Linked DNA regions of Homo sapiens: region 2 is linked to region 1. Evidence: read pairs that join two places in POLR2A ChIA-PET (ENCODE). Cell type or tissue: PC-9. All regions are shown on one strand. Links, peaks and the distances in the headings refer to the core of each region. The heading gives the core; the rest is flanking DNA.

Evidence for each region. ChIA-PET counts read pairs that join two places held together with the same protein. Peaks named below come from ENCODE experiments on the same cell type or tissue, not always from the same donor. Only the 100,000 strongest peaks of a DNase experiment are listed, where the experiment ranks them.
Region 2: POLR2A ChIA-PET joins it to region 1 with 7 read pairs; 2 of 35 experiments call an interaction of 5 or more read pairs at or near these places.

What each region holds. Positions count from the first base shown.
Region 1 is chr19:54,429,527-54,435,002 of GRCh38, reverse strand. TTYH1 (tweety family member 1) reads right to left here. Exons shown (of 14, transcript NM_020659.4): 7 at 5,046-5,121; 8 at 4,398-4,453; 9 at 4,098-4,190; 10 at 3,812-3,904. Among named protein-coding and RNA genes, the nearest start is that of LENG8-AS1, 17 kb to the left of the region's middle. RefSeq lists an enhancer at 3,858-4,152. In PC-9, for the core only: a CTCF peak has its summit at 3,784; DNase peaks (open chromatin) are centred at 2,652, 3,342 and 3,862; H3K4me3 peaks cover 2,522 bases; H3K27ac peaks cover 3,821 bases.
Region 2 is chr19:55,010,178-55,015,433 of GRCh38, reverse strand. It overlaps GP6 (glycoprotein VI platelet), which reads left to right. Exons shown (of 8, transcript NM_016363.5): 8 at 269-1,729. The coding sequence ends at 513. All of the region lies in intron 2 of GP6-AS1 (GP6 antisense RNA 1), which reads right to left. Among named protein-coding and RNA genes, the nearest start is that of GP6-AS1, 6.6 kb to the right of the region's middle. RefSeq lists enhancers at 1-456, 3,018-3,577. In PC-9, for the core only: no CTCF peak of the experiment used is centred there; no DNase peak of the experiment used is centred there; H3K27me3 peaks cover 246 bases.

The DNA.
Region 1 (5,476 bases), core at 308-5,307:
GCCAGATCATTCTCTGTGGTGACGGCGCTGCCCTGTGTGTTGTGGGGTGCTGAGCAGCCCCACTCAGCTCCACCCACCAGATGCCAGGAGCACCCCCTCCTGCAGTGTGACAACCAACAGCAACTCGGCACCCGGCCAGGTGTCCCTGGGGGCAGAACTCCTCACCCAGCCAGGTGTCCCTGGGGGCAGAATCACTGGCCTAGAGCACGTGGAACAGCACGTCGAAAAACCAACCAGTGGCTCAAGATGACACCGCGCACACAATACACACTCAACATGCCAACAAATGCTGGCTCTGATGACTGTCGTCCCAAGAAATCAGCAGAAACGGCCTTCACCGAGTGCTAAGCACCTGCACAGCGTATGTATTCAGTGGGGGTTGACAGAGCCTGCTCTGCCCCAGGCGCTGCCCCCAGTACCAGGAAACTTCGGTAAACAGGACCGAGAAGGTCATCTCAGAGGCTGGTGTGCAACGAGGTAGGAGGGCGGGGGTCAGTGCAGGGCAGGGGTAGGTCGGGTAACCCCACTAGCAGGGATGGGTCCTCCAGGAAGGAGCCAGGCAGAGGGCTGTGCAGAGGAAGCTGGGAGGGGCTGAGGCCAGAGGCAGACAGATCCAGGACTGACCACCCAGGCCCTTGTAGGTCAGGGCGAGGAACAGGGATTTTAATCCATGTCTGAGGGGAATCACTGAGCGTTTTAAGCAGAGGAAGAACTTGATCGGATTGTGTTTTAAAAGGATCACCTGGCTGGCTGGCTGCTGCATGGAGGACAGACGGGGGTAGGCGAGGGGGGACAGGGAAGAGGCCCCTGTGGTCATGGTGGCTAGGATGCGGGGACCAGGGCACAGCAATGGTGGTAGGAACAGCGGTGGGAGTCCATATAGGTTTCAGAGGAAGGGCCAACAGAACTTGTTCTGAGAATGGTTGTGGGAGCTAAGAGCCTGAGTTTCTGGCAGGAGCACCTGGTTGAGGTGGGGTGTCTGTTACTAAGCCAGTGAGGGTTGGGGTACGGACCTGTCGGGGCAATGGAGGCTCTGTTTTGAGAGTATTGGTACATGCACACTGTCCTTCATCCTCACAACAGCCCTGCCAGGCAGACACTGACCCTCTCACGCTGCCGCCTCTTGCAATGGTGGAAAGAAGTTGCAGCCCAGAGAAGGCAAGCTACTTGCCCAGAGTCACACTGTCTGGAAGGGGCAGAAGCGATATTGGAGCTGATTCTCTTAGGCTCCAGTGCCCTCCCTCCTTCATCCTCATCCCTGATGTCCCTTATTGTTGATTTTTTTTTTTTTAATAGAGATGGGGTTTCACCATGTTGGCCAGGCTGGTCTTGAACTCCTGAGCTCAAGGAGTTCTGATCTGCCCCACTGGGCCTCCCAAAGTGCTGGGTTTATAGGCACGAGGCACCCATCCCTAGCCCCCTCCTATTTTTTTTTTTTTTTTTGAGACGGATTCTCGCTCTGTCACCCCGGCTGGAGTGCAGTGGCTCGATCTCAGCTCACTGCAACCTCCACTGCCCAGGTTCAAGCAATTCTCGTGCCTCAGCCTCCTGAGTAGCTAGGAATACAGGGGTGTGCCACCACGCCCGGCTAGTTTTTTTGTATTTTTAGTAGAGATGGGATTTCGCCATGCTGGCCAGGCTGGTCTCAAACTCCTGACCTCTGGTGATCCGCCCACCTTGGTTTCCCAAAGTGCTGGGATTACAGGCGTGAGCCACAGTGCCCGGCCCCGCCGCTTATTCTTGATTTTAATCTGTGAGGACCCTGGCACACTGACAGGGGAGATGGAGACCCAGGGTCTCATGGTGCAGTGGTAGGGAAGGGTAGAGTGATCTGTCCTCTTCCTTCCCTTCCCTCCCTCCACAAAGGAGTCTGGGGGCCTGTATTCCAGCCCAGTTTCTGCCTAGGCCACAGAAAAGCGCCTGAACCCCAGTTTATCCTTATGCAAAAGATCAGGGCAGCCCTGGGCTGGGTGGGGGCCCAGCCTTTCTCAGCTCAATAGTCAGCAATTCTGAGCATGGCTTCAGTGCTTACTCCCCACTCCCTTTTTGGAATGCCAGTTCCAGAAGGGTGGGAGGCAGTGGGAGCCACAGAAGGGGTCTGTCTGAGCCAGACCAGGGAAAGCTCAGATCCATGCGATGGCGTAGACAAATCCCTCTTGGGTAGGGTTGCCAGATCAAATTCAGGACTTCCAGTTACATTTGAGTATCGGATGCCCAATACATAATTTTCTAGTATAAGTATCTCCCCAGCATTGCACCGGGCGTACTTATAGCAGAGTGGTTTGCTGTTTGCTGAATCTGGCAGCCCTATTCTAGGGTCCATGGGGGGATGGATGGGGAGGGGGCCATGCTTCCTTCTGCAGGGGAGAGAACGAGGCCTCAGCTGCGGCAGGGGCATTGGGCATTGAGAGTAGATGGATGAAGACATTCCAGAAGCAGAAAGGACAAAACTGGGCAACTGCCTGGCTGTGGGGGGCAGAGGGCGGGGCCCTCCGGAAGGTCCCTCTCTCCTCAGTGTGCATGGGCTGGCTGGCCGTGTGACCTTGGGAAGGTCCCTCAACTCTGCTCCTCATCTTCTAACCTGTTAGGTGGGATAATCATAGTTCCTTCTTCATAGCATTGTTATGAGGCATCGATGAGTTACCACCTGTGAAATGCAACAGGGTCAGGTACTTGGTGAAGCTATGCACATGTGAGGTCTTTGATGGGAAGACTGGCCGGGGAAAGGCATCCTCGGGTGTGTGTTTTAGAACAGCTCTTACTGGTTTTGTTTGTTTGTTTGTGACAGAGTTTCGCTCTTGTTGCCCAGGCTGGAGTGCAGTGGCACAATCTTGGCTCACTGCAACCTCTGCCTCGTGGATTCAAGCGATTCTCCTGCCTCAGCCTCCCGAGTAGTTGGGATTATAGGCGCCCACCACCATGCCCGGCTAACTTTTTCTATTTTTAGTAGAGACGGGGTATCACCATGTTGGCCAGACTGGTCTTGAACTCCTGACCTCAGGTGATCCACCCGCCTGGGCCTCCCAAAGTGCTGGGATTACAGGTGTGAGCCTCCGCGCCCGGCCAGCTCCTACTGTTTTATAAGGGGATTTTTTTTTTCAATCCTCACAGCCATCCAGTGAAAAAAAAACAAACAAAAAAAACTCGTCCTTCCTCACGGTACGGGTGGGAAGCAGAGTCAGCCACGCTCACCTGCCTATGGCCGTGCAGCCTGCGGCAGAGCCCAAACTGGAGCCTGCAGGACACCAGATATCTTTCCTCCTGGGCACCCTGCCCACCCCTGCCTGTCCAGTGTATGAACAGCACAAGCCGCAGGGGAGCTGGACAGGTGCCCACTCTTGCAATCCCAGGTTTATAAGTGAGGGAACTAACTGAGGTACAGAGAAGTTAGGTGACTTGCCCTTGGTCAGGAGGTAGGACTGGAACCCAGGCAGTCTTGCTCCAGAACTCACTAAGCGGCAGCCTCTAGGAGGGAGGGAGAGGCAGGAGGACGGAGAGAGGAGAGAAGACAAGGAAGGAAAAGGTGGCAGGAAGGGACGGGGAGGGTGGGATGGGGACCCAGCGGGGAGTGCGGGAGTTGGGGGGAAAGGGAGGGAGGAGGGAAGGAATATGGATAATGCTTGATAGGTAGGTAGACGACAGGTTATAAATAGGTAGAGAATAGATATAGGACAGATAAATCATATAAACAGAGGATACAGAGATATCCTCAGGCGCAATGGCAGGGGTCCAAGGAGAAGGAGGAGGTAGTTCTGTGGGTCGAGACAGAGGCCCCCCGTGGGAGAAGAAATTGGGAGGGGAGGGGCTTCACCTTGTGCAGGCTGCGGCAGTGTAGCAGTGCCACCAACTGGTGGAAATTTCCTTCTGTCACATTCAGAGTCTCCTCCAAGGACAGCAGAGGCTTCTGCGGGGCGAGGAGGGGTCGTTTTCCCACGAACTCTTCAGGCCCGCCCATCGCCCTGGCCCCGCCCTGCGTCCCCGCCCACAACCCAAGGCCCCGCCTAGCTCTGCAGCCCCGCCTACGCCCCACAGCTCCATCCCGCCCCGTCCGCCTTCCCCGTGGGGTCCGCGTGTCTGGGGAGCGCCCACCCACCGACCTGCGCTGAAGGGAACTGAGGCACAGCTTCTCGCTCCAGGCCCAGCAGCTGGGAGTGGATGTTGGCCAGAGCTCGCTGGGACAGAGTCAGCCTCTGCAGAAAGAGAAAGGGAGGGAGGAGGACCCAGGAGTATACGCCCCCGGCCCTCTCTCCTCTCCTCCGGACACAGCACTCGGGCCCCTGGCCTGCATCCTCCCCGGAACCCAGGAGTCCAGGCCCCAGCCCCAGCCCCGCCCCCTCCCTTCAGAGTCCAGATTTCTGGCTCCCTCAACACCCGTTTCCCCTGCCCGCAGCCCTAACCTGTTGGAAGGGGTTGGAGACGGCCCGGTTGCAGAGGAGATAATAGCTCAGGATGTCTGAAGTGGGAGGAGGAGAGGGGAGGAGGCCATGAGCCTGGGCCCCCAGGGATCTCCCGGGGGAAGGCCGGGCACTGGGGGGTTAGCAGGGTTAGGGGCCTCAGCCCAGCCCTGGAGCCCGATGGCCTTACCTTCAGAGACCCGCCAGCCCCGCGTCCCTTCTGCTCCTGCCACAGCCAGAGCAGGCGCTGGTGGGCAACCCTATACTCCCTGGGAACCCCTGACTAAATGGTGCTCCCCAGTTTTCTCCAGGGGGCCAAACTCCCCATTCCTGACGCCCAGGAGCACCCTCTCCTGACCCTCCTCTCTCTTCCTGGCACCATTATCTTTATCCTGCCCTCTTTTCCAGCCCACCAGGAGAGGCGCTGCCAGCTGGAGCAGAAGGGATGAGGGTCTGGCGGGTGGCGGGGCTCCAGGAGGGCTCCGAGCTGGGGAGTGGCCAGGAGCCCTGCTTCCCTTCCAGAGGGCTGGGTCTCGCCTGGCAGGCTGCACCCCCACCCCACCCTGGGCAGGACCGGGCACAGAGGAGGCCTGAGGAAGCCAGGGCCTGCACTGCCCAACCCGGCGGACCCACCGGGCCCTTGGAAATCACCTGAGCTGAGCCCTGTCTCCTCCTGGGTCAGGTTCAGAACATAAGGGTCTGGATTGGAGCAGAAGTCACTGAGGCCCTGCGTGAGGCAGCAGAAAAGGGGCTCAAACCCAAAACTGCCCCGATTCCACACTCCCACAGCACCCAGTGCCTGGCTCCCCAGCTCCCCTCCCCACCCAGGGGTCCAGGTCCCAGCCCCTCTTCCCTCAGACTCAGGAGTCCAGGCCCCAGGCCCCTCGTCCCTCAGACTCAGGGGTTCAGACTCTCCAGCCCTTTCTCCCTCAGACTCAGGAGTCCAGGCCCCCAGCTTCTCCTCCCTCACACCCAGGAGTCCAGACCCCCAGCCCCTCCTCCCTCAGACCTAGGAATCCAGGTTTCCAGCCCCTCCTCCATTACAGCTCAAACGTCCAGGACACCAATCTGTACCCACTCAG
Region 2 (5,256 bases), core at 1-5,000, 580 kb before region 1:
CAATGCATCAGATAACGAGGCAGCATCTGTGTCTGGGGAGGAGTTGTCTCAGAGCCCTGTGAGAGCACAGGAGGGAGAGGTGCTACTTAGAGAATTGGGGTCATCTGGCCCTGACCCCTACTCGGGAAGGGAGGGACCCTCCAGGAAAGTGAGCGGCATCCCCTAGCTAGTAGAGAATAATAGGATCTCTGAGAAGCCCAGATGTGGCTTGGAGGGGGTCCTGGAGGTGGGCTCTTTCACCTGCTCCTGCCTCTCCTCATTCCTCCAGGTCCTGCCCGCCAGTACTACACCAAGGGCAACCTGGTCCGGATATGCCTCGGGGCTGTGATCCTAATAATCCTGGCGGGGTTTCTGGCAGAGGACTGGCACAGCCGGAGGAAGCGCCTGCGGCACAGGGGCAGGGCTGTGCAGAGGCCGCTTCCGCCCCTCCCGCCCCTCCCGCTGACCCGGAAATCAAACGGGGGTCAGGATGGAGGCCGACAGGATGTTCACAGCCGCGGGTTATGTTCATGACCGCTGAACCCCAGGCACGGTCGTATCCAAGGGAGGGATCATGGCATGGGAGGCGACTCAAAGACTGGCGTGTGTGGAGCGTGGAAGCAGGAGGGCAGAGGCTACAGCTGTGGAAACGAGGCCATGCTGCCTCCTCCTGGTGTTCCATCAGGGAGCCGTTCGGCCAGTGTCTGTCTGTCTGTCTGCCTCTCTGTCTGAGGGCACCCTCCATTTGGGATGGAAGGAATCTGTGGAGACCCCATCCTCCTCCCTGCACACTGTGGATGACATGGTACCCTGGCTGGACCACATACTGGCCTCTTTCTTCAACCTCTCTAATATGGGCTCCAGACGGATCTCTAAGGTTCCCAGCTCTCAGGGTTGACTCTGTTCCATCCTCTGTGCAAAATCCTCCCGTGCTTCCCTTTGGCCCTCTGTGCTCTTGTCTGGTTTTCCCCAGAAACTCTCACCCTCACTCCATCTCCCACTGCGGTCTAACAAATCTCCTTTCGTCTCTCAGAACGGGTCTTGCAGGCAGTTTGGGTATGTCATTCATTTTCCTTAGTGTAAAACTAGCACGTTGCCCGCTTCCCTTCACATTAGAAAACAAGATCAGCCTGTGCAACATGGTGAAACCTCATCTCTACCAACAAAACAAAAAAACACAAAAATTAGCCAGGTGTGGTGGTGCATCCCTATACTCCCAGCAACTCAGGGGGCTGAGGTGGGAGAATGGCTTGAGCCTGGGAGGCAGAGGTTGCAGTGAGCTGAGATCACACCACTGCACTCTAGCTCGGGTGACGAAGCCTGACTTTGTCTCAAAAAATACAGGGATGAATATGTCAATTACCCTGATTTGATCATAGCACGTTGTATACATGTACTGCAATATTGCTGTCCACCCCATAAATATGTACAATTCTGTATACATTTTTAAAATCATAAAAATAAGATAATGCACCGTCTCCACCCCTCTCATATTTACTTTCTGAAGGAAATGTTAGGTCTTCTCAAGGTAAAGTTCTATATTTATTATAGCGTTTAGGCATTTCTTGACCATCTAATGAGTGTAAAACTGTACCACTGGGCCAAGTGCAGTGGATCATGTCTGTAATCCTAGCACTGTGGGAGGCCAAGGCAGGAGGATCGCTTGAGCCCAGGAGTTCAAGACCAGCCTGGGCAACATAGTGAGACCCCATCTCTACTTAAAATAAAGAAGATAAAAATTGTTTTAAAAAAGGAAAAGAATGGCTGGCCACAGTGGCTCACGCCTGTAATCCCGGCACTTTGGGAGGTTGAGGTAGGTGAGTCACTTGGGAAAAGACAGAAGGATGGCACCAAGAAGTTCCAGGACGACGGCTGTGAATCAGGGCTAGTGAGCACACAGCTTGGGTGAAGGGGGAATGGGAAAGTTGCTTAGAGAAGCCTCCAAATGTAAGAATGGGTCAATTCCTCGTCTTAACATAGTGGAAAATCATACTGAGATGCTATCAGAAGACAGAGGAAAAATAATTTTAGAGGTCAAGTAAACTAAGTAGATTTTAAAAAGACCAGTATAGCCTAGGCACAGTGGCTCACACCTGTAATCCCAGCACTTTGGGAGGCTGAGGCGGGATCGCTTGAGCCTAAGAGTTCGAGACCAGCCTGGGCAACATGGTGAAACCTTGTCTCATATACAAAAAATATAAAAAATTAGCTGGGTGTGGTACCACATGCCTACTCTCAGGTACTCAGGAGGCTGAGGTTGGGGATCACCTGAGCCCGGGGAGGTTGAGGCTGCAGTGAGCCATGATTGCACCACTGCTGTCAAACCTGGGTGACAGAGTGAGACCCTGCCTCAAAAGAAAATAAAAATAAAAAACAAATATAAACTTTAGGGGAACAATAACAACAACAAAAATAAAAGAAGCAAGTTATATTACCCGAAAATTCTCGGCTGCGAATATCTGTGGGTATAAACATGTGATACTGGCCGGGCGTGGTGGCTCATGCCTGTAATCCCAGCACTTCGGGAGGCTGAGGTGGGCAGATCACGAGGTCAGGAGATCGAGACCAGCTCAGCCAACATGGTGAAACCCTGTCTCTACTAAAAATACAAAAATTAGCCAGTCGTGGTGGCACACGCCTGTAGTCCCAGCTACTCAGGAGACTGAGGCTGCAGTGAGCTGAGATTGCGCCACTGCACTCCAGCCTGGGTGACAGAGTGAGACTCTGTCTCAAAAAAAAAAAATGTGATACTGAATGTTGATATGCAGACATAGAGATAAACATTGGAAGAGAAAAAACAGTAAGAACAACGCTGTAGAATAACTAAGGCCCCGCCTATTATGATAGGAATCCAGTAAGTCTAAGCTCATTCACATGGTTACATGTTTTTAGAAACCTAATATTAACAAGTTCCTAAAGAAAACAGCTAAAAGTGGGTGTCTCTTAGGCGGAGCAATGGAGGAGATGGTTAGTCAGCCACTGCATTTTGTACACACCCTTTTAGTGCTATTGGAATTTTTTAGGTAGGTGCTGTCAGGCCTCTGAGCCCAAGCTAAGCCATCATATCCCCTGTGACCTGCACGTACACATCCATATGGCTGGTTCCTGCCTTAACTGATGACATTCCACCACAAAAGAAGTGAAAATGGCCTGTTACTGCCTTAACTGATGACATTGTCTTGTGAAATTCCTTCTCCTGGCTCATCCTGGCTCAAAAGCTCCCCTACAGAGCACCTTGTGACCCCCACTCTGCCCGCCAGAGAACAACCCCGCTTTGACTGTAATTTTCCTTTACCTACCCAAATCCTATAAAACGGCCCCACCCCATCCCCCTTCGCTGACTCTCTTGTCGGACTCAGCCCACCTGCACCCAGGTGATTAAAAGCTTTATTGCTCACACAAAGCCTGTTTGGTGGTCTCTTCACATGGACGCACATGAAATTTGGTGCCGTGACTTGGATCGGGGGACCTCCCTTGGGAGATCAATCCCCTGTCTTGCTCTTTGCTCTGTGAAAAAGATCCACCTACGACCTCAGGTCCTCAGACCCACCAGCCCAAGGAACATCTCACCAAGTTTAAATTGGGTAAGCGACCTCTTCTTACTCTCTTCTCCAACCTCTCTCACTGTCCCTCAACCACTTTCTCCTTTCCACTCTTCAATCTCTCCCTTCTCTTAATTTCAATTCCTTTCATTTTCTGGTAGAGACAAAGGAGACACGTTTTATCTGTGGACCCAAAACTCCGGCGCCGGTCACGGACTAGGGAAGGCAGCCTTCCCTTGGCGTTTAATCATTGCAGGGACGCCTCTCTGATTATATACCCACGCTTCAGAGGTGTCAGATCACGCAGGGATGCCTGCCTTGGTCCTTCACCCTTAGTGGCAAGTCCCACTTTTCTGGGGAAGGGGCAAGTTCCCCAACCCCTCCTCTCCATGTCTCTACCCCTTCTCCACCTTTCTGGGGGGCAAGAAACCCCCAACCCCTTCTCCTTCACTCTTAGCGGCAAGTCCCGCTTTTCTAGAGGGGCAAGTACCCCAACCTCGTATCTCTGCACCCTGATCCCTTATTTCCATGCCCCAACCTCTTATCTCTGTGCCCCAACCCCTTATATCCATGCCCCAACCCCTTTCCCGCTTTTCTGGAAGGTAAGAACTCCCGAACCCCTTCCCTCCGTGTCTCTACTCTCTCTTTTCTCTAGGCTTGCCTCCTTCACTATGGGCAACCTTCCACCCTCCATTCCTCCTCCTTCTCTCCCTTGGCCTGTGTTCTCAAAAACTTAAAACCTCTTCAACTCACACCTGACCTAAAACCTAAATGCCTTATTTTCTTCTGCAATGCCGCTTGACCCCAATACAAACTGGACAGCAGTTCCAAATAGCCAGAAAACAGCACTTTCAATTTTTCCATCCTGCAAGATCTAAATAATTCTTGTCGTAAAATGGGCAAACGGTCTGAGGTGCCTGACGTCCAGGCATTCTTTTACACATCAGTCCCTTCCTAGTCTCTGTGCCCAGTGCAACTCGTCCCAAATCTTCCTTCTTTCCCTCCTGCCTGTCCCCTCAGTCTCAACCCCAAGCGTCGCTGAGTCTTTCTAATCTTCCTTTTCTACAGACCCGTCTGACCTCTCCCTCCTCCCCAGGCTGAGCTAGGTCCCAATTCTTCCTCAGCCTCCGCTCCTCCACCGTATTATCTTTTTATCACCTCCCCTCCCCACACCTGGTCCAGCTTACAGTTTCGTTCAGTGACTAGCCCTCTTCCACCTGCCCAGCAATTTACTCTTAGAAAGGTGGCTGGAGCTAAAGGCATAGTCAAGGTTAATGCTCCTTTTTCTTTATCCCAAATCAGATAGTGTTTAGGCTCTTTTTCATCAAATATAAAAATCCAGCCCAATTCATGGCTCGTTCGCCAGCAACCCTGAGAAGCTTTACAGCCCTAGACCCTTAAAAGTCAAAAGGCCGTCTTATTCTTAATACACATTTTATTACCCAATCTGCTCCCGACATTAAATAAAACTCCAAAAATTAAATTCCGGCCCTCAAACCCCACAACAGGATTTAATTAACCTCGCCTTCAAGGTGTACAATAATAGAAAAAAGTTGCAATTCCTTGCCTCCACTGTGAGACAAACCCCAGCCACATCTCCAGCACACAAGAAGGGAACTGAACCGCAGCGGCCAGGCGTTCCTCCAGAACCTCCTCCCCCAGGAGCTTGCTACAAGTGCCAGAAATCTGACCACCAGGCCAAGGAATGCCTGCAGCCCAGGATTCCTCCTAAGCC